2 separate regions of the Homo sapiens genome follow, and region 1 is linked to region 2. The links are chromatin loops, found by intact Hi-C in ENCODE. Cell type or tissue: chondrocyte. All regions are shown on one strand. Links, peaks and the distances in the headings refer to the core of each region. The heading gives the core; the rest is flanking DNA.

Region 1 (11,522 bases), core at 4,651-7,150, 130 kb before region 2:
CGGGGGAAGTGGGTGGTTGAAAAGACTGTTTGAAGAGGACCTTGAACAAAGCCTTCTGCACTGGGAAGGCACGGCTGGGCCATGCAGAGGCTCAAGGGACCCAATTACCCCCCGGGGTCTCTTCCCTCTACCACCTGCCCCATAGCTCCATGGACTCTGATGGCTTCCAAGGGCTTCTGCTCTCCAGTGCCTTCGGGAGGAAGAGAGGTGCTCAGGGTGACCTGGGGATCGGGACTGAATGATGTGGGTTCAAATCCTGACTCCGGCATGCCTGGCCCCAGCCTCAGCTTCCTCTCCTGTAAAAAAAGATAATGGGACAGGCCACTGGGGCGGTTGGGTACGGGGGTCACATGGAACAATGTATGTGATGTGTGAGCCAGGGCCCAGCACAGAGTAGGTACTTAGGAAAAGTGGCAGAAGTGTGGGCTGAATAAAGAGAGGAGTTAAGACGAATGGGAAAAGGTACAAGGTCTGGATTCGATTCGATTCCAACTACTTGCTGAGCAAGCCACAAGACCTGGGGCAAGCCATGTGATATTCTTGGGCAAATATAAAATGAAAAATAATACGAACAGGGTGGCGGAGAGGTGAGACGAGACGTAAAATTATCTCACAAACTGTGAAGTGCGGTCTGTCTGTGTTTTACAAATAACAATAGGAAAATCCCAGTGTCCACATCCTTCCTGCTAGGCTGCCCTTTCTTGTTACCCTGGTGGTTCTCAAAGTGGGATTCCTGAGCTAGCCTGCATCAGCTGGAAATTTGCTAGAAATGCACATTTTAGGGCCTCACCACAGACCCGATGAATTCAGGGTGGGGTGGGCAATCTGTGTCTTGGCAAGTCCTCTAGGGGATTCTGATGTGTGCCAAAGTTTGGGACCCACTTTTATCATGTGGGTCCCCCTTTTCCAGTTCAGAGACCCCCAAACACATTTGACTTCTCACCTTAACCCTCTTCTGAGCCTCCAGGGCTTCCTGGAGGAGGTGGGACAGGAACCTTGTTCTGCAGGGTGATGTGGCTGAGGTTGCCAGATGTCCCTCCAGGACCCACTCTCCCATTCTTCAGGGGTCAAACAGGCCTGGAGCTTTTGATAGGCACACGGCTTTGGGAACAAAGCATTGCCTTTGCCAGCCCTCCTTACAGACAGATGTGGCCTCAGAATGAAGTTTTGGCTAAGAAGATAAGCAGACTTGATGCTTAAGGGGAACTGGCTCCCCTTGGGGAGTGGCCCTTGTTAACTGTCTGCTTTTCCTCTTCCTTCCAATCTGCAAGGAGAATGTGATGGCTGGAGCTCCAGCAGCCGTCCTGGATCATGAGACGACTTTGAGGACGGAAGCCTTGTGTTGAGAATGGTGATGCAGACATAGCAATGCCAGCATTCTGGATAAAGGACCAGCCATCACTCCACTTCTGAAAGGCCCACCTCTGAGTTTTTAAGGATGGGGAATGAGCTTCTATTTCATTTAAGCTTCTCTTATTTCAGGTTTTTGTGTTATGTAGCTAGACCAATTCTGACTGGTGAAGTAGGGAGAGAGAGCTTCCCATGGGCAGTGAGGTGCCCTTGGAGGATGCCAGGTGGCTGGGGGCTGTAGTTCAGAGGAGAGATTGGAGGGAGCAACTAGAGTCCAATGAGGGGCTCTGCAGTGCCCAGGCCCAAGGTCATGGGGTCTTAGCTGGACATGATTGTGTGAGCATCTTCTCCTGCCTCCGAGCCAAAATTGTCCAGCATGCACTGTGGTGAAGACTACAAATGAGATTGGGCAGGGATTTGTCAGGGGATCGCACAGCCCTGTTGACATCATAAGCCGTTAGGCGGTACCTTCAGGTAAAGGAAAGGGGAGGCGCTCTTGTTATCAATTTCCCAGAGGGACGGAGACCAGCTGAGTATCAGGGAGATGAGGAAGGGACAGAGAGAGCCCAGGAGGCCACAGGAAACCTCCCAGGAATCCCCAGGCTGGATGCCCCAGGGAGTGTTAGGGATGACTCCAGGCTTCAGGGCGGGGAGTTATGCCCTCGAGGAAGGATTCGCTTCTTCATTTCTTCCTTGATTCGGGCCCCACACCTGAAGAACAAAGCCTTCTCTGCTGCCCCTTGCAAGCAGGTGGCTGGATGAAAACATCAGCTCATGTCTCCTCTGCTCCCTAAGGTTTGACCCAGGGCTTAGGAAGAGCTGGCCCAGGACAATTACTTAGAAATGCTGAGACCTGGAGAATCCAGGGCCCAGGGTGTTTCCTCTCACTCCTCATTCTACAGATGAAGAAACTGAGGACTAGAGGGGGACAGCAACTTGCCCAAAGTGCCTGCAAAGCTGTAGAGGTGCTAGGACAGCACCTGCTCCCAGCTCCCTGTTCAATGCTCCTGGTGTGCCGCAGGCTGTGACCTGGCCTTCCTGGAGCCTGTCTGTACATGCAGGGGCAGGTGACACCTGAGACCTACAGAGGGGTCTCTGCTGGGAGCCGGGACCCAGGAGGGAGGGGCACTGAGTGGGGGGGAGGGGCATGTGCCCGAACCCACCATACACAGGGACTCTGAAGATTTTGTAACTCCTGTGGAGCCCCAGCGTCACTACCCAAAGCTGGGAAGGGAAGGCGTAGATGCCAGCGAGAGTGGGGAGCCAGGCGCAGCGGTTTCTGCGGAGCTTCAGACTTGCACTTCAGGCCCCAATCAAGTTCATGCTCCGAGCACTGCGCATCAGCAGTGGGCGGGGAGAAGAGCCAGGAATGGGGGGAGCCCAGCTGTAAAGTCCCCACGGGGAATGGTGCATGCTGGCTGGTGGGCGCCGTGGCTTGCGGTTCCAGCTCCTTCTGGTCTAGGCCGTGCCAGCCACTAGTTCCCTCTGCCAAGCTCAGCCTTGGTCTATGGCATAGTAGCCCCGACTGGGGATTTTGAGGGTTTGAAGGGATGGGGACAGGGGCCAGCATGAGAGAAAGGCTTCTTCAGAACAAGGAGAGCATCTCAGGACATGAGACACATGGGTAGCGACGGAGGTGCAGGGAGAGTGGGGGCCGGAGCTCCACGCCATACCAGGGAGGCAGACAGAAGGGCCGGGTTTGAATGTGCCGCGACCTTGGGGTGAGGTGGCCCTGACCACAGTTAACGCTAATGGGCAGGGGCTGGAGGACTAGAGGGCGTTCCAGTCCTGGGACCTGAGTCAGGGAGTGCAGAGGCCATTCTGCGTGAACTCAGCTAATGCAGGCAGCCCACTCCTGCCCTGCTGGCATCCTCCTGTGACGGGGAGCTCACCTCCACACAGGCAGTAAGCCCCTCATGGGGTCCCTCAGTCCCTACTGAGCTGAAGTCTGCCCCTGTGTAGCATGCCTCTGGGATCTTACCTTCAACCGGCCTGGAGTTATTCCCAGGACCCAGCAGAGGAAATGGACGCGCCTGCTACTGTTTAGTTATTTGCTGGTCTCCCCAAGGGTTCTGTGTGCTAATGACAATGGCCTCCACTTTCCAAGGGCTCTGGGACAAGTGCAGGGCTGGGCACCTCCCCTGTCTGAGGTTGTCAATTCCTTACAACAAATCCAAGAGTCCGAGATTTCCTCGCCCTTCCGTAGATGAGATCGTGGAAGCACAGAGGTGGGAAGGGACTTGCTCAGGGTCACACGGCTGGTCCATGGAAGCAGGATCCCAGGCTAGGTTGGGCTGCTCCACCCTCTGTGCCGTGGTGTGATCCGGTGCCCATTTTCCCCACCTCTATGAGGACCAGGCTCCCTCTGAGATCGCCTGTTCGGTCCCCACATGCTCTGCAGGGAAAGTGGTCTCAGTTCTGGACAACCTCACTGAGTGGTTCTGGCCCATTTTCTGTCTTCAGGCTGGTGCCTCAGGGTTTCTAGGGCCTAGACTGCACCCCCAGTGAGAGAGGATCCCCCCAGCTTTGCACTCCTTTCTAGCAGACCACAGCTGGGCCACACGGGCACCTGGCTGCCCCACAGCTCCCTCAGTCTCCATCCCAGCTGGCTGCCCACACGCTTCTGCTCAGGGCTTGGCAAAATGGCCCTGCTCATCCAAAGCAGGCATCCTGCTGAGCCTCAGATGCCTGCAAGGCCAGTGAGGAGCTGTTCCTCCCACACACCTGGCCACACAGGACCCTGACTGCACAGGCCAGTGCCATCACAGCCTCCCCTTTCCCAGGGCTGGGGACCGACTCTCTCCTCTCTGCTCCAGCCACGGTGGCTTCCTGGCGTCCATCCAGTGCACCAAGCTCACTTCTGCCTCAGGGCCTTGGCACCTGCTGTCCCCTCTGCCTGTGATGCCATTGATCCAGTTACTCTTGTGCCCACTCCTTCTAATTTGGGCATCTTCCCAAATGCCACTTCCTTGTAGGGCTTTCCCTGGCCACCCCATCTCCCGTGGCCTCTCAGCACTTCACATCTCTCCTGACCGTTATCCTGTTCTAATCTCTTCTTAGCACATGGCAACACGTGCAGGTGCAGTACTTAATTTTCTTCTCTGCCTCCTCCTCTTCCTCCTCCTTCCTCTTCCTTCCGCCTCCTTCTCTTTCTCCTCCTTCTTTCTCTTACTCCTCCTCCTTCCTCTTCCTCCTCCCTCCTCCTCTACCTCCTCCCTCCTCCTCTTCCTCCTCCTCCTCTTCCTCCCTTTCCTCCTCTTCCTCCTCCCTCCTCCTCTTTTTCCCCCTCCTCCTCTTCCTCCTTCCTTCTTCCTCCCTCCTCCTCCTCTTTCTCCCCTTCTCCTCCTTCTCTTCCTCCCCTTCTTTCTCCTCCTCCTCTTCTTCCCTCTCCTCCCTCTTTTCTTCCTCTTCTTCCTCTTTCTCCTCCTCCCTTCTTGTTCCTCTTCCTCCCTCCTCCTCCTCTTTCTCCCTTTCTCCTCCCTCTCTTCCTCTCCTTCTTTCTCCTCTTTCTCCTCCCCCTCCTCCTCTTCTTTCCCCTTCCTCCTTCCCTTCTTCCTCTTCCTCCTTTCCCTCTTCCTCTTCCTCCTTTCCCTCCTCTGCTTCTCTCTTCTTCCTCCTCCTCCCTTCTTTCTTCTTCTCCTCCTCCTCTTCCTTCTCCCATCCCCCTTCTCCTTGTCATCCTCCTCCTCCTCTGTGTCCCAGCAGCACATTGGCTCCAGGAGAAGTTGCTCTTGTCTGCTCTGCCTGCTGCTGGGTGCTGGGCACCTAGAATCGTGCCTGCTCACAGTAAGTGCTGGGCGAGCGTTTACTGACTGAGCAGTTACATGTGCCTGGGGGTCTCGTGAGATGGAGGAAGAACAGATCTTGGTGCCAGACTCTATAAAACCGTGTGGCCTGGATGACTCACAGGGCCTCCCTGAACCCCAGCATCTATTTCTGTAAAATTGGGGAAAGGACACCAACCTGCCTCAAAGATTCCACTCCAGGTGGGACCTAGGTGGGAGGTGCCCAGCCCACAGGATGCAGGGCAGCTTACAACGCACCCTGGCTTCTCAGCCAGAGCCTCCCAGGCTCCCCACCTTAGCCTCCCACACACCACTCAGGCATCCACAACACATTTAATTTGATTTAGGGAGGGAAATCTCTATTTTTTCGGTGGTGTTAGCATTGACGGTCTATTTCCTGCTTGGGACTCAGTGCCGAGTTGGCATTAATGTAGAAAAATTAGTATTATCAGGGCTGCTTTCAGAGCCATCGCTCACACTGCAGCCCGTGACACGTTAATTAAACTTGATAAATGCTCTTGTCTAAAGATAACTTTTGAACAAAGGATCCAGTCACCTTATTAGCTGGCTACATGCTCTGGTAAATTGCCTGGGAGGCTTTTGGAACTCCCTAGGGCCTGTGGCTGGGGACCGCAGGGCTCTGTCTTGGGGAGAGGGCTTCTCGGCTCTCCCAGTTCTGGGGATGGGCAGTCGCGCTATGGCGGGGGCACCCTACACGTCCCAGGGGCTGGGGAGGGCACTGTGGACCTGGAGGGCAGGATGGGTGTCTCAACCCAGCTCCCACCGTGGGCTCCGTCCTCTTCCGATTTGCAGTTCCCTTCACAAGCCCCTTCCGGCTCAGCAGCCTGCCCTATCACCATAACAATCCCATCCCACATGAACCATCCATCAGGAAGCCCACCAATATGACGGCTGCCCCCGCTGTGGCGTGGTCCTTGGGGCCCATCCTGCAGTGGTGTCATCTTCATGCCATTCAGCTACCGGTCCTCCTCTCCCTCCTTCTCTTTCTCCTCCTTCATCCTCCTCCTCTTCTTCCTCCCCACCCCCAGTGATCTCGGCTCACTGCAACCTCTGCCTCCCAGGTTCAAGGGATTCTCCTGCCTTAGCTTCTCAAGTAGCTGGGGTTACAGGCTTGTACCAGCATGCATGGCTAATTTTTTTGTATTTTTAGTAGAGGCGGGATTTTGCCATGTTGGCCAGGGTGGCCTTGAACTCCTGACCTTGGGTGATCCACCCGCTTTGGCCTCCCAAAGTGCTGGGATTACGGGCATGAGTCACCTCACCCGGTTGGCAGAGTCAGTTTCTAAGGAGAGGGAAGGAGGGGCACTGGGCAGGCTCTTGGCAATCTCTGCCAGGAAGGCTTTCCCAGCTCTGAGTAATTCTCTTTGTAGCACGTCTCAATTGCAATTTTATATTTGCTTTTTTCTTGACTTATTTGATGACTGTGGGCTTCACAAGGGCAGGGGTTTCTGTATTTTCTATGTTCCCCAGCAAACAGTAGGTGTGTAATAAAAATTTGTTGAGTGAATGAATGAATGAATAACTTTTCTCTGTATCCCTAGGTAAGCTCCTCTCCTTCTCTGGGCCTCAGTTTCCCCATCTATAAATCAGCCCATCTTTAAGCCTTCTCCTGCTTCTCAACCTCATGATGCTGCCCTCACCCAGCGCTCCAAAGATCAGATAGGGTAAGGTGGAGGGAACATTTATTAGGCACCAACTGTGTGCCAGGCCCTGTGCAGGGCAATGGGAGCTTGAAGATGGATCTGACAATGTTCTGGCATTCCAGAGACAGGGTAAGCAGTTCCACAGTGTGGCCTGTGGTGGACACGGAGAAGCCCCTGGGTGGTGGAAGCCAAGAGGAGGCACCTGACCCTGGATGGAGGGTCAAGGAAGGCTGCAGGGGCCTGAGTGATGGGTGCAGAAATAATAGGAGGCAGGCCGGGCCTGGTGGCTCACGCCTATCATCCCAGCACTTTGGGAGACTGAGGTGAGTAGATCACCTGAGGTCAGGAGTTCAAGACCAGCCTGGCCAACATGGTGAAACCCCGTGTCTACTAAAAATACAAAAACTAGCCAGGTGTGGTGGCGGGCGCCTGTAATCCCAGCTACTCAGGAGGCTGAGGCAGGAGACTCACTTGAACCCAGGAGGCGGAGGTTGCAGTGAGCTGAGATGGCACCACTGCACTCCAGCCTTGGTGACAGAGCAAGACTCCACCTCAAAAAAAAAAAAAAAAAAAAAAAAGAGAAAGAAATAATAAGAGGCAAAAATTCCAGGCCAAGGGAGCTGCCTGTGCAAAGGTCCATGGTCAGGAGAGAGCATAGGTCCCATTCTGTTGGTGTTGCCCTGAGGCAGGGGATAAAAGGGGACATTGAGGCCCAAGAGGCAAGCCCAGGATGAATCAGAGAGGCCCAGAGGGCAGTGGGGAGCTGTGGGTGAGCTTAAAGCAGGGAAGTGGCATGATCAGAATTGTGCTTCAGCATGAGCAAGCTGACTCTTCTGAGAAGGCCGGCCCAGAGGGCCAGAGGCTGAAGGCTGGGACGCGGTGCAGAGATGGCACCTGGACTCACCAAGGCAGCCTCCACTGGTGACTGGATGTGGGAGACCTCTGCACTTGTTCATAAGGTGTTTTCATGACCCTTCATTCACTTAATCCTCCAGATTATAGCCCTGGGGACAGGCATTGGCGCTAGGTCACACTGATGGCCCCACTCTCCCACCTTCTTTGGAGCTGCCCGTTTCACCGGGGCTGGGTTGGCCTGCCCACCTCTCACTCTGGGCTTGGCCCTGTGATCCATGTTGGTCAACAGGACAAAGCGGAAGTGGCTGTGGCCCACCTTGAGCTGAGTCTCGGGGGGCTGTGTACCCTCTGCTTGCTCTCCTGCACCTCTGCCATTGCCACGAGGACACACCCAGCTCAGCCTGGGAGGGTGAGGAGCACTCAGGCTCATTGCCAGCAGCTAGCCGCCCACCAGACACGTGGGTGAGCCCCGCCAAGACCAGAAGAATCGCGCCACAGAGCCCAGCTGAAACTGCTGAACTGTGAGTCAAATAAACACTTATTTGAAGCTTCCAAGTTTTGGGTAGTTTGTGACACAGCTTTATTGTGGCACTAAATACAGTTTTCTGTCCTTATTTTAAAGACTGTGTCTTTTGAGTTTTCACGGCCAGGGACCCTGCTCTGAGGTCCGTGTGATTTGCCTGCACTGTGCGACCTCCCAGCGCCGATCTCGGAGGCCTCGGCTCCCGGGGGATAGGAAGGCGGTTTTGCCTGGCCCTGGGCTGCGGCAGTGCTGGAGCCTCACCTGTATCAGTGTGGCCGCTCCACTCTGCTGGCTGTTCACTCATCGCCACTGCTGTGGTTCCAGCCGGGAGCAACAGCATCATTATCTTCAAGATGCAGCAGCAGGAGTCTTCATCTGATTCTGAGCCTCACGTCTCAGAGCAGAACTGACTCCCGCTGGGAGGTGGGGCTGCATCCTCTTTGTGAAGCTGAAAATGAAGAGGAAATTGTCATCGGGGGTTACGAAGAACGCGGTGGCATTTGCGACAGATGGCAACGCAGCTAAGTTTCCAATCATCGGGCTTGAAGCCGTTCTTTATTTGTAACTTTGCCTTTTCAGTGCAGATAAGTTCGGGCCTCGTTATTTCTCTCTAGGCTTATGGCGGAAAGCTAGGCATGGTGCTGCTGGCCATGGGGCAGGGTCCGAGCACCCTCCTTTAGCTGGCCTGTCCAGCCTCGCCTCTGATGCTGTCTCTGCTGTGCTATGGTGTAAGGAAGAAGCCAGAAGGCAGGCGATGTGGGTTCCAGCCCTAGTTCTGCCTGTTACTGGCTGTGTGGCTGTGGGCATGTTATGGTCCTCTCTGGCCTTGAGGTTGTCATTTGCCACCCTCTACACCAGCTGCCACTGGGGCATGGGGGAGGAGACAGAAGATGTTGGTGGGAGGCAGACCATGAGGCTCAAAAACATCAAGGGCACAGAGAGGTCAGTGGGGGCTGAACACATTAGCCAGGACTCCCAGCAGCAGGAAACTCACCAGTCCAGCCTGCTCTGCTGACAGGACGTCCCTCCAGATGTCCAGAGGAAGTTCCAGAGGAAGTCTGCCAGCTTCATCTCCCGAGCCTCCATTTCCTCATCCGTAAAGTGGGTAGGGCTGTGGCAAAAGTTCCATGGCATGAGGTGCGAAGAGTGCTCACCTAGGCCGGCACATCATGGGCTCTCTGGGGACATGGACCATTTTCTCCTCCTCCCGAGGCAGGCCAAGCTCCAGGAAGCAGAAGACCTTCCAATGTGGGAGGAGAGGGTACTCAAGGGGTAGCCCAGTAGGGCTGAAGGTCTTCCCCGGTGCCCTGTGCAAACATGGGGGCAGGTGGGTGGTGCATGGCAGACCTGGTGTTCCTGGACATGGAGGCAGCCCATGGCCACAGCTGTGCTGAGACTCAGGCCACTCAGTTCATCCCTCTGCATCCCTCTCCCCCTCCTCCCTAAAGCCCTGCAAACCTGCCTTCGTGGCCCTTTTCTTCCCTGATGAGGCTTTGGAATGAGCTGCTTTTTTTAGCCTCTCCAATCAGGCCGGCATCGTGCTTGGCTATTGTTAGCATCTCAGCTCGACGCCTCCTTCAGAAAGTGATGAGATCATCCTCCCAGAGGTCCACGGTCACCTTTCCACAAGGCTCAGCAACGTGCAGACCTCTCCTCCCATCCCCTACCCTGGTCCCAGGACAGGGACAGTGACAGCACTGAGAAGAGGAGTCAGGGACTGAACTAGGAGCAGGAAGGGAACTGGGAGTGAATGATCAAGGAGAATCTACTGTGGGCTCCGGACAGCGTCCTCTCTGCCCGCCAGCAACCCTTCCTTGCCTCTGGGGCCAGCACTTTGTTTTTCCCTCAAGGAGCCAGCTCACCTTCTGTGTCATGCTGTACTGACCCCCACGCCTTACCAGCCCATCATGCACGGTGTTCCCCTCTGGTTCAGTGATTGGATCCCAAGCAGGATGTGTAACCATCCATTCTCCTCTTTAAACAGAACCTGTTTTGTTGGAGTGAAAGTTTGCCCCCTTAAAAATAGGTGTTACCAGGTTCCCTTGCAGCTAGGAGTGGCCATGGACATAAGAGGAAGTCTGCCAGTTTAATTTCCCATAAAAGGGGATGGTCTCAGGGGCACACACCCTTCTTCCTGCCTGGAATGTGGATCTGATGCCCAGAGCAGGAGCAGCCACATTGCAACCATGAGGATAAAAGGTGCAAAGACTGGACTTTCTGACAAAGATGGTGGCACAGATGCACACATGTACATTTGCCTCTTCTTGAACCCTCACTAAAATGATGGTAAAGATCACTTTACGGACATTACCCTCAAGCAGAAAGAGAAAAGGGGAGGAGGCCCAAGCACCAACATTTTGGAGACTGGAAACCTGGTGGATGAGCCGTAACCCACTAGGTGAGCTTGAGAAGCTGAAACATGGCCGGCCAGCAGCATGCAAAGATGAGAAGCAACAATGGGCTGGGAGGATGGAGATGCCAGATATTTCTGGAGGGGAGTGAAGGAGGATTGTTTCAAACAACAGCAGTTAGTCTTCCTCTCACGGGAGGGACAGAGACAGAGACAGCTATCCACTCCCACTGCTTACACAACTGGGAGATTGCCCCTCCCTGAGCCTGGCAGAAACCCCAAGATTTATTATCAAGAAAGGGTCTGGCAGAGGCCTCTGGACTGGGGGATGCCACTCCAAAAGCAGGGCATGTACTGAGTATTGGAGACCCCCGCCTCTTTCTCCTTGCAGCCCCCGGAAAACCGGCAGCCAGGCCTCACGTGCAGCAGGGGGGAGCTGGGGGATCATTTTGGTTGGGGTCAGTTCCACTGACCTTCCTAGTGGAAATCCTCACACTCTGACCCCCAGTGACCCCCCGGGGAAGCAATCCGCCAGATCACCTGCAGTGGAGACCGCAGTCAGAAAACGCTACCCAAGGGCTCAGCACTTCCAATCAGCTTCTTTGTTTTTTAAATGAAGTAGACATTTAAATGACGTTTATATTCAGTGAAGTGCACAGATCTTAGCACAGTTTGATGAATTTTGGCAAACTTACTCCCATGTCACACGCCTCCCTCAAGGTAGAGGACATTTCTGCCAGCTGGAAAATCTCTCACCAGGTCACCCTCCCATCTGATCCCCGTCTCCATCGCCTGTCCTCCCCATCCCCTGCAGGCCGTGCTGTTCCGATTTCTATCAGCATAGAGGAGCCCTGTCTGTTCTAGAAGTTCATATAGATGACATCACACAGCACATACTCTTCTATATCAGGCTTTGTCACCTAGTAGAATGTTTTTGAGAGTCATCCATGTATTGCAGGCCTCAGGGGTTTGCTCCTTTCTGTGGTTAAATGATC
Region 2 (11,522 bases), core at 5,102-7,601:
CAATCCTTCACCAAGCAGGGGCTTTTCCCCAGTGGGGTTTCCTTATAGCTGCCAACAGCTCCCAGAGTTACTTGGGCCCTTGTCCCTGTACCATGGTAGCAAGAAGGCAGTCAAGTTTTGAGTCATTGCAAATCGGCCAGCATAGACTTTTGAGGTTGCAAGCAACAGAAATGCAACCCTAGCTTAAAAGAAAAGGGAAGTTATTTGTGGTCCGTGTGCCTGGGATGGGGAGGACACTGGATGTCCCATAGCAAGGGTGACAGGGCTCAGGCCACTTCAGCAAGGTTCTAAGGGGCAGCCCCATTGCTGTCGTGGATGGGCAGCACCCTCTGCCTTCCCCTGCCCTCCCTGAGCTGTGGCTCCTCAGTAAGGAGTTGGACACACAAACCCTCAGGTCCCGGAATCGAGGGGACCCTGAAGGGCATCCACACACCCGAGTATCATGGTACAGCAACACACGTGCCCCCATGAAGGGACAGTCTAGACTCCCCAGCCTCCCATCCAAGGCCAGCAGAAGCGCTTTTGCCAACATGCAGCCGGCTCCGCATGTTACCTTCTCAACCCAATTAAAGGTGGCTCTAGGGAGCGAGCTCGGAGCTGATAAATGTGCAGAAAGCAAACTGGACGCAACCGGAAGGCAAAATCTTTCCCATCACATAGACCAACTGTGCTCTGGTGGTCACATGGGATCTTTCCCATCACATGGACCCAATTAGCCGAGCCTGTGCTGTGGTGGTCACATGGGGAGCTCACAGGCTGTGGGAATCCGGAGCTTGCAGTGCAGTGATGCTGTGGTCCCCAGGCATGGCCACTTGCCCTGACATAGCCTGAGTCTCCTTCACAGAGGTTTGGGTTGTGATTTTAATATAGAGGAATTGTCCTGGGCCCACATGATAATACCTGCCCTATTAAAATGCTTTTTGTCCCTGACACCTGGATGAGGCCCGAGGACAGGTGTGTGGGCAGGAAAAGTTCAGAAAGGAGCTGAGATTGAGCGAGGCCCTACTGCATACCAGGACTGCCATTCCCTGCCTCACCGCCATCGCCACAGTGCGGCCCTGTTATCCCCACATTCGTTTTCCTACGTGTGTGTTGGGGGAGGGATTTGGACTCTAAACGCCCCCTCCCCTAAATCTGGAATTGGAAATTGCAGACATGGGGTGGGAAGGTGGGGGCCCAATGAATAACTGATGGATGAATCAATGCCATTTTGAAACCTGCATTTCAACTTGACAATATATTTGCATCGATCAGGTTGATTTCAACGATGCTGCAGGAACAAACTGTCAAAGTCCCAGTGGCTTCAGTCAAACATGTGTTTCTGCCCAAGCAAAGTCCACGACAGGTGCAGGTGATTCCCCAGAGCCACAGTCTCCCAGGGATGGCTCAGCTGCCCCAGCTGACTGGAGCACCAACATCCCGGAGCAGCAAGTCGGGAGTGCGGGGCCACCCTGTCCGTTACAGTGGAAAGGGGTAGGCAGAGTGGTCCTTAATGCTTCTCCCTGGAGGTGACTCATCACTTCTGCAGACAGAGCAGGTCATAGGGTCACCCCTGATTTCAAAGGAGTGTGCACCTGGAGTGAGAGGAGAACCAGAAGTCCTGGTTCTTTCTTCCCCAGTGCTGGTGGGCTCTCTTCTCCAGCATCACCTAAAAACTTGTTTGTCTTGGGCTTGGCCTCTATCCTAGAACCTTCTGCTTCTCTGAGGCAGCCCCTCTGTCTGGTCTGTGTGGATGAGTGATTTCATAATATCTGATAAGCTCTTATCTGAGCCCTGATGAATTGGAATGGGGCAGACAAGGAAGAGTAGGTCCGGCTGTTCTGGGGCATAACAGTATCGGCCGTGGGCACTGCAGGGTGGACAGGGGCACCCTTCTCTCTGTGACTCCTTCAACCCAACCAGTGGTGGGAAGGACCATATATCCTGTGCCAGAGACTTGTTCCAGGTGCAAGTGTGCAGCAGGCACCAGGGAGCTGCCCCCGACCCACCCTCTCAACTCATTCACCTGGCAAATCGTGCCTTCTCAACCCAATTAAAGGCAGCTTCAGGGAGAGAGCTTGCAGCTGACAAATTTGTAGAAAGCAAACCGGACAACAACCGGAAAGCAAAATCTTTCCCATCACACAGACCCACATTGAGGCTCAGCCCCCAAGACCTCTCTTGACCCCCTGTACACCCCTACGGAGAGGCCTCTCCATTTTTCTTGATGAGGAAACAAAGCTCAGAGGAAAGTCACTTACAGAGCCAGAAGGAACAGAGCTAGGAGGCTGGAATAGGCCATTTGCATTGCTATAAAGGAATGTGAATACCCAAGACTGGGTGATTTCTGAAGAAAGGTTTATTTGGCTCACAGTCCTGTAGGCTGTACAAGCAGCATGGAGCCGGCATCTGCTTCTGGGGAGGCCTCAGGAAACTTACAATCATGGCGGAAGGCAAAGCAGGAGCCGGCGAATCACATGGAGAGAGTGAGCAATAGAGAGGGAGGTCCCACTCATTTAAACAACCAGACCTGTGTGAACTCAGAGCAAGAACTCACTCATTACTGCGAGGAAGGCACCAGGCCATTCACGAGAGGCCCACCCCTGTGCCCTACACACCTCCCACCAGGCCCCACCTCCAACACTGGGGATCACATTCCAACATGAGATTTGAAGGGGACACACATCAAAACCATATCAGAGGCCAACCCCCCAGCTTGACTCTGGGTCCTGAGTGCCCCCCACTCCCCTTGGCTTGGCTTCCTGCTTGGTGGAATGGAAGAATTGTAAGAGTTAAAGAAAGAGGAGGCCAGGCGTGGTGGCTCACGCCTGTAATCCCAGCACTTTGGGAGGCCAAGGCAGGTGGATCATGAGGTCAGGAGTTCAAGACCAGCCTGGCCAATATGGTGAAATGCCATCTTTACTAAAAATACAAAAAATTAGCTGGGTGTGGTGGCAGGTGCCTATAGTTCCAGCTATTCAGGAGGCTGAGGCAGAAGAATCACTTGAACCCGGGAGGTGGAGGTTGCAGTGAGCTGAGATCATGCCACTGCACTCTAGCATGGGCGACAGAGTGAGAAGCAAGCAAGCAAGAAAGAAAGAAGGAAAGAAAGAAGGAAAGAAGGAAAGAAGGAAGGAAGGAAAGAAGGAAGGAAGGAAGGAAGGGATGTCATTTTTGGTTTATGGTCATGCTGACCTTGGCCGTTAGGCTGATGCCCTTTGGATTTAGGCAGTTTTTGATCAAGGTGCTCGTCCAAGATGGCAATGCTCCTACTCTGTCAAGAATGACCTCCCCAGCCTGAATCTTGTGTGTGCCAGTTATGAGTCACCTATTGCTGTATAACAAATCACCCCTAAGCTTAAATCAATAGCATCCATGGTCTCGCTGTTTCTGGGGTCAGGCATCTGGGGGCTCAGAAGGGTTTCCTGGCTCAGGGTCTCCCACAGGTTGCCGGACTGTGGTGCACACAGAGCGCTTGGCAAACATGCCGTGAAGGCATGAACAAGCAGCCTGCAGGCTGGGGGCAGTAGGTGCAGAGGGTACAGGCGAGGCCTTTCAGGTGCACAGTGTCTGGCATAGATCAGACACAAAAATATATTGAATGAATGAATGAATGAACAATCAGGACAGATCTCCATTTTCATATTACTACTTCGTCCTGGGCAAGTTATTTCACCTCTTTGGGACTCAGTTTTCTCATCAGTAAAATGGGGATAATCATGCCTGTCTCATAAGAATCCATGTTTAAATAGCAAGTCTAGAAGAGTGTCCAGCATATAACAGGTACCCAGGATGTCTCTTTGGTTTAATCCACCCGAAGAGGTTGACTTCCTCCTTTTGATTCAGTGATTGGCTTGGCGGCGACTTTCCAGAATGGAATTCCTTATAAGGGGCCTTCCCAGATTGGAATTGCACGGCGATCTCGAAGCTTGCAGACATGGAGCGGTTGCCACCAGGGCATGGCTCCTGTCATCCCGCAGCCTGGGAAAGGCCACATAGAGGCTGTCTCTTTGGCCTGGTGGCAACTGTGACTCACCGTCACCATCCCGACCCCACCCTCAGAGCAGGTGGCCTTCCCTCCAGGACTTGGGAGGGGCCGCTGGACAGGATGGCATGGACAGTCCCAGCTAAGGCTGCTCAGACTGGACTCTGAGACCCTGCACACTGATCAACCTGTGGGTGAGCCTGGTGGATCCTGTCCCATCTAGTCTGTCGCTGGCTGAGCCGAGGCTTCACATGTGCCATGCCATGCCCTTCCTGAGCTTCAGTTTCCTGATGTGCGATGTGTGCAGGGGATGAAACAGACCAGGCAGTCCCCCTGGGACCTCATAGCTCTTGGTGACCATTCCACTCATGCTGGTGGCGGCCGGTTCCACGGTCCGGATGCTACCCCCAGTTTATGGGCTCTTTCCTGGTCTTTTTTGCTCTGTCTGCTGCCCTGGCTGGTGCATTCTGACTCTGTAGATGGCCGGGCTGAGGGTGACACCAGGCCCCAGTGTGCTGAGGCTATGAACACCCAGCCTTGCTTGCGTCCTGGGTTTGGGATGTAAAGGATTCCCAGTCTGCTAAAGCCACACCCTCCACAGCCACCCCAAAGCCGAGCCTTTGCTTTCAGGATTCCTGTAATCCTCATGCAGCATGGGCAGCCCTGGCACCTGTGCCCGCATGCTCAGGGAGGAGGGATGGCCCCACAGCACCGGGGGTTCTTCCAGATTCAACAATGGACGGACCCCACACAATGCCCTAAAAGGCAGGGTTATTGGTGGCAAGGACCTGACATTTCCTGGGCGCCTTCTCCAAGCCAGGCTCTGGGCCAGGCACTGGGCAGGGATGTGGGCCCATCCAGCCCTGCCTTGAGCACGGCCTGGTCCCTCAGGGGAGACAGACATGCAGAGAAAGAGCCTCCAGCGTGGGGGGGCTACATGCACCCATGTAGCAGATCTGTTCTGCAGGCGACCCTGGGGTTTCAAAGGAAGCATGGTTGATTCGGATCATGCTCCAGGAACCCTGAAAGGAGGGAGCATTTAATAGACAAAGATGCCGAAGCTCAGAGAATGAATCAGCAGTTCAGAGAATGAGTCAGGAATTTCCAAACTAAGCCAGTTTCACAGACACCCCAGGCCTGGGCAGCACGCACAGCAGGCATGTGATTTCCCCTTTTCCGGGTCTGCAGGTTGACTGTGGTTCCGCTGATCCCAACTGGCTTTGCCCGGGTGACTCAACCTCGGCCTGTGTGCGGTCGACAGGGACGGGTCTGGGTCAGCTCCTGGCCCAGGCTGCTCCAGCCGATCTCGGGGCCGATCACCGGAGTGCAAACCTCAAGGGCACTCTTAAGGCCTTTGGTCACATGGCATTCACTTGATTCCATTGGCCAAAGTAAGTGACTTACCAGGATGGACAGGGTGCGGAGTGCCCTCTAACCACGCGGGAAGGAGGTCCTGTACTTCATCACCCAGTGGTGGAGCAGGAATTTGAACCCAAGCCTGACTCAGAAGGCCTTGGCACCATCGGCCTCTCATCTGAGGTCATGTGCAAGGGCCCTGGCTCGGGGATCCATGGATGACTGCCCTTCTGCCCACCGTCTCTCAGAGGCATTGCTGACAGGTCAGGGGGCGGGTAGACTGGAGCAACAGAAAGCACGGGGCTGACCCTCAAACACAGTCGGTACTACGGGTCCCTGCGAGGCTCTGGCCTGACTTTGTATGGAGGCTGTCCCACGCCCCTGTGTGGCTTGGGTTCCTGACCTCTTTGAACCTCATTCTACACTTCTGTAGCGTGGGGATCACAGTCCTACTTAGGTTATTGGGCTGTGCTGAGAATTAAGTAGGATAACACGTGGCAGCCTTTTTGAAACAGCTTTTGCCATCCTGCAGGGCTTCATAACTCCCCAGCTGGGTCCAGCCTTGACATTTACATAGAACTGTCTTATCCATAAAATTGCACCTGGTTCCCACAACAGCCCTCTGGGGAGGTATTCCTTTCTCCATTATGCAAATAATGAGATTTCGGCTCAGAGAGTATGAATCATTAGCCAAAGACGTGGCTCTGGCAGCAACAGCCCCCAGGCCTGTCTTACCCCGAGAGGGGATGCCCCATCTCCACCCCAGCCAACAGAGCGGAGGGCACATGCGTGCAGAGGAGGGGCAACAGTGTCCTCTTCTTCAAGGAGTCCAGCTCAGTCTGCAGGGCCACACATCCACACGACTTGGACGCCCTCCATGTCCTGGGGAACGTGTGAGTCAGAATGCCTGGGAGACGAGAATGCAGGCCAGGGCTCCCTGGGAGTCCGGACGGCAGGGCTGTCTGCATGGGCGGTGAAGTACGGTGCCTGCAACCACTTTGTTCATTCATTTTTTTCATTCATTCAGATGTCCACGGAGCATGGCCCCTGTGCCTGGTCCAAAGCCAGGGTCTCAGGAGTTATATCAGACAGGGACCCTGTACCCGGCCAGCTATCGGAACCTTAGCACAAATGAGACCTCAGAGCACAGCGTCCTCACAAGTAGTCATCAGTCTCAACTCACCTTCCCACCAGTGATGGGGGGGCTCACTCCCTTGCAAACCAGCCCCTCCCAGGACTAGACACCTCTGCTGTGAAAACATTCTTTTCTTTTTCCTCCCCTCCCCTCCCCTCCCCTCCCCTCCCCTCCCCTTCCCTTCCCTTCCCTCTTTTTTTTCTTTTCTTTTTTTAAAAAAGTGTGGCTGGCCACGGTGGCTCATGCCTGTAATCCCAGCACTTTGGGAGGCCGAGGTGGGCAGATCACGAGGTCAGGAGATCGAGACCATCCTGGCTAACACAGTGAAACCCCGTCTCTACTAAAAATACAAAAACTTTAGCCAGGTGTGGTGGCGGGCACCTGTAGTCCCAGCTACTGGGGAGGCTGAGGCAGGAGAATGGCGTGAACCCGGGAGGTGGAGCTTGCAGTGAGCCGAGATTGCGCCACTGCACTCCAGCCTGGGCGACAGAGCGAGACTCCATCTCAAAAACAAAAAAAAGTTTCATTGTGTTTGTTTTACTGTTACAAACAGTGCTCCCAGAAACATCTGGGATGTGTCTCCTGGTGTACATGGGCAGGAGATTCTCTAAAAAATGTTGAAGGGGCCGGGCGCGGAGGCTCACGCCTGTAATCCCAGCACTTTGGGAGGCTGAGGCGGGTGGATCACAAGGTCAGGAGTTTGAGACCCGTCTGGCCAACATAGTGAAACCCCGTCTCTACTAAAAATACAAAAATTAGCCCTGTGTGGTGGTGTGCGCCTATAATCGCAGCTACTAGGGAGGCTGAGGCAGGAGAATTGTGTGAACCCAGGAGGCTGAGGTTGCAGTACTCCAGCCCGAGCGACAGTTCGAGACTCCATCTCAAAAGAAAACAAAAAAAAAAATGTTGAAGGGAACTAACTACGAGTGCTCATCTTCACATTTACTAGATAATGCCAAATTGTTTTCAAAGTAATCACACCAATTTACACAATGACCATTTTATTAATTTCTACAAATTCTATTTGATTCTATTTCAAATCTTCTTGGTTATTTTATTTTATTTATTTTTTAGAAACAGAGTCTTGCTCCATTGCCCAGGCTGGAGTATGTGGTGTGATCACGGCTCACTGCAGCCTCAAACTCCTGGGCTCAAGCAATCTTCCCACCTCAGCCTCCCAGGCAACTGGGACTACAGGCAAGCACCACTATGCCCTATTAATTTTGAAATTTTTTATGGAGATGAGGTCTTGACATGTGGTCCAGACTGGTCTTGAACTGCTAGCCTCAAGTGATCCTCCCGCCTCAGCTTTCCAAAGTGCTGGGATTACTGGCGTGAGCCACCATGCCTGGTCCATTTTTAGAATCTCTTGTTCCCAACTCATATTTTGAACTCTCCTCTTTTTTGTGTCTTTAATTGTAGTAAACAGACTTATTTTACATTCCTCATCTGATAATTCTGCTATCTGGGGACTCTGTGGATCTGATTCAGCTAGGTGAGGTTTGTGCTGGTTCTTACTCATGGTGCCCTGTTTCCTCGTGTGTTTAGTGACTCTCAGCTGTAAGATGCTCCTGTGGTTGGAATGTCACCTTAATTGCTCCAGGGGGATTTGCATTTGTTTGTGAGAAGTCTAGAGAAAGCCATTTTCATCTAAATTCTCAGCCTGAGGTTTTTGCACACAGAACTGGAAGTGTCAATTGTCCCTATGAACTTGTTTGAGGGCTGGCTTGTGGTCATAAATCTTCAGGGGTAATTTTCCCATGCCATTTATGAAAGTCTTGGTAATACACCAGGGCACAAACTAGACCCATTCCTTGCCATCCTAGGTTTCCAAGGCTCATTTCAGGTCACCATGGTTAGCTGGTGACAGACACAGAGGCTTTCATGAGCATCTGAATGATGGCAGTACGGCTTACCATTTATTGCATCTGAACCTTAGTGGGTGCTGGGCATATGATACTCACTTATTTGTCAGCACAATAATCCTATGAAGTAGGTATAAGTATTATCCTGTCCATTTTACAGATGAAGAAACTGAAGTTAAAAAGGGATATCTTTATCCTCAAGGATATCTTGCCCAAGATCCCCCAGCTGGCCGGCCTGCGTACATGGGCGCTCTTGGACTCTGGGCCTTCTGCACTGAGCTTTTGTGGGTTTGGTGTTTATTTCTGTTATTGTTATATTTTTCTGGCACCATCAGGGGCTTGAGTCCCCGCTGCGCGATCGTTTGCTGCAGTCCCCGGTTCAGACCGCACAAAGCCCCTCCCTGGCGGAGCATGCTTGTCCCTCACCGTGTCGATGAGTCGTGACTCATGCTACCTTTGCTCTGAATTTAGAGGCAGGGAAAGGCGAGGGAGGAGGAACACCTCGAGCAAAATGCCATTTCGTGTTGGCAGCCAGGCAAGGCAGCCTCTGTCTGCCCAACCGATAGACAGCGGTGGAGTTCTGGGTACAAGCTAAGGATAAAGTTAACATGGGCAGGGGGGAAAAATGCCCTCTTCCAGAACAGACAGCTGGGTCCCAGCAATTCATGCTCCCTGGCTTCCTCCACTGCATGCCATTTGCACGTCCTGGCTGGAGACACGCTTACTCCAGCCTCTCCTGGGGTCAAAGAGGGGGTCATCTGCCTGGCGCGCTGCCTGACACAGAGCAACATCAGGGGCTAATCAGGGGCCGGCAGGTCATTGGCCTAAAATTCTCCTGAGCAGCAGGGTTCCTGAGTGTCTCACCCTGTGCACCTGGAGCCAGTGTGACAAACGGGCCCCTCGGCTATGCCGCCCTCCCACCTCAGCCCACACAGCCTGCCGTCCCTCAGCCTCTGATTCCCGTGCCCGGGGCTGGGTGGTGCTGGGGACACAGAGGAGCCAGCCCCCTGCACTGCCTTTTGGGAGTTCCACAGTCTGGTGGGAACTCGGGCACAGACAGAGATAGTGCAGCTGTAGTGTGGGAGCTCCGTCTGGAAGAGGGCAAGGAGGGCTTCCTGGAGGGGGTGTCAAAGAATAGGTAGCATGAGTAGAAGGAGTAGATTCTCTCTCCCTCTGAACCTGGTTAATTCCTTCCTGACCTTCAGATCCCGGCTCAAACATCACCTCCTCCAGGAAGCCTTCCCTGATCTCACCCACCTGGAATTCACTGTAACAGATGGAAGGGCCCTGCCCCTCTTCTTCCAGGCCCCACTAGCCTGAGCTCCAGGAGGCAGGGACCACATGAGCTTCAGCCCCTGGAGACCCCCCTAGCATCCAGCAGGAGGCAGCATACCGATTATGGGTGCAGGCTCCGTCACTGCCTAACAGCATGGCAAGGAGCTTAGCCTCTCTGGGCCTCTGTTTCCTCTCCTGTAAGATGGGGTTACAAGAGGGCCACCCCCTAGGCCTATTGTGAGACTTCATGGGTAACAGAGGTTGAGGCTGGAGGATAAGGCAAGTGTCTGAAACACGTTAGCGATGTTTATTTACTAGACTAGTGCCTGGCTCAGAGCATGGGCTCTGTAGACACTGGTAGAATACATGCACGGTGCCTTGCTCACTTCATTTATTTATGATCTTCCTCCCTCCCTGGTCTGTGGGCCCTGCGAGAGCAGGGCCGGTGCATTCTCGGTGCCCAGCACAGCCGGCCTGTCATCAGTGCTGCGGGAGGGACAGGAGGGGTACCTGCAGTGAGGCACAGGCCACGCCCCCTGCACGCCGACTGGGTTAATCCTCTACGGCTCAGGGTCCTGCAGGTGACCAAGGTGGAGCTGGGATTTGAAGCCGAGCCTCTGACTCCCAAAGCCAGACGGGTCTAGGTTGTTCTGCTCATTCCAAGCCGGGCCACCGCCTGTATCAGGTTCTCCTGCAATGTTGACGTCAGAAGCCTCTTCATTTACTTGGGGGCCATTACATTAGCAGTGAGGATAACATTACTAAGGTGCACCAAGGGCGGGCCGTGTTCCCTTAGCCTGGCTTTGTTTAAGCCTCCCAGTAATCTGGGGAGAAAAAGTAGGAGAAGGACCGGAATCTTCCATGCAGTGGGCACCCGCCACCCACCAGTCTCCATGAAGATGCCCCATCACCCCCAGGATCTCATTGGAGGCTCACAAAGCGGTTTGTCTGACTACTACTGGAAGCCTGGAAGCACTCACAATACCAGGGCTTGGAAAGCAGCCGACAGAATCATGCATGTGCATGTACACACATGCATGTGTGTGAGTGTGTGTGCACACATGAGCACATATGTGCATGTGTCTGTGTGTGTGCATATGTGCGTGTATGTGCGCAGACACCACCAGCCTCCCTTTGCAGGGGTGCAGTACTGGAGGACCGAGAGGGGCCACACATGCATGCGGCTGGTGGGGGCTGAGCTGAGCATTTCTGTCACTTTCTCCTTCTGGTGACTGTTCCCCTCCCCAGAACAGGAGTCTGGCTCCAGGTACAGCTAGGCCCACCTTGCTTCTCACTGGGGACTGGGACTAGTCAGCCTTGGAGTAACATGACAGGCTCCAGGGTTCCAGTTCCTCGCCATCCTGGCCCCGCAGAGAGACTTCAACTCCAGGAGGATTCTGGACTTTTCTGACAACCCCGGAGACAGCACCTTCCTTCCACAGCCCCAAGAACAGAAAAAAAAAATAGCGCAGACAAAAAAAATAGTTCAGAGAGCCAGTTTCCCCAGCAGGATTCTAAAGGGAAGTTTCATGGCCACCACCGGGGAAGGGAGTTCCTTCCTCCAGGACTGGCCTGAGGCCCTTTCCCCTGCCCTCCCTGCTCCCACCACCTCCCTCTCACTCCCTGCCGCCCTCTGCCTCTTGTATCTCCTCAGCTACCCCTTTCCTTCCTACCCGCCCTTCCCCAGGAGTGGGTGACAGTCCTGGTGGCTGTGTCCTCTGGGCTTGCTGGGCCCACCTTCTCCTTGTGGTCCTGGTCCTGACCCTGCAGCCACCCAGGCAAAGGAGGCCGCCTCGCCCTGTCTGTCATCTAAGGGCCCTCTGGGTGGTCACGTCACCCTGTCACCTGCCTCCAGACCGAGGCCACACAGTGCAGGGTCATGTTTCAGTTCTCATCTCCCAGCGAAATTATCTCAATTTCTTGGAGC

What was found. Peaks named below come from ENCODE experiments on the same cell type or tissue, not always from the same donor. Only the 100,000 strongest peaks of a DNase experiment are listed, where the experiment ranks them.
Region 1: a loop joins it to region 2, with 4 times the contacts of the local background. A loop is called at or near these places in 3 of 110 quality-filtered maps.

Annotation. Positions count from the first base shown.
Region 1 is chr22:44,569,142-44,580,663 of GRCh38, reverse strand. LINC00207 (long intergenic non-protein coding RNA 207) reads right to left here and starts at 11,324. Exons shown (of 4, transcript NR_028411.1): 1 at 11,223-11,324; 2 at 10,076-10,164; 3 at 9,172-9,288; 4 at 8,215-8,625. RefSeq lists an enhancer at 5,912-6,451. In chondrocyte, for the core only: no CTCF peak of the experiment used is centred there; no DNase peak of the experiment used is centred there.
Region 2 is chr22:44,443,148-44,454,669 of GRCh38, reverse strand. LINC01656 (long intergenic non-protein coding RNA 1656) reads right to left here and starts at 11,343. Exons shown (of 3, transcript NR_109966.1): 1 at 11,269-11,343; 2 at 10,879-11,028; 3 at 9,882-10,286. RefSeq lists enhancers at 5,016-5,155, 4,624-5,823, 6,003-6,666, 9,284-10,013, 10,014-10,743. In chondrocyte, for the core only: no CTCF peak of the experiment used is centred there; DNase peaks (open chromatin) are centred at 5,233 and 6,209.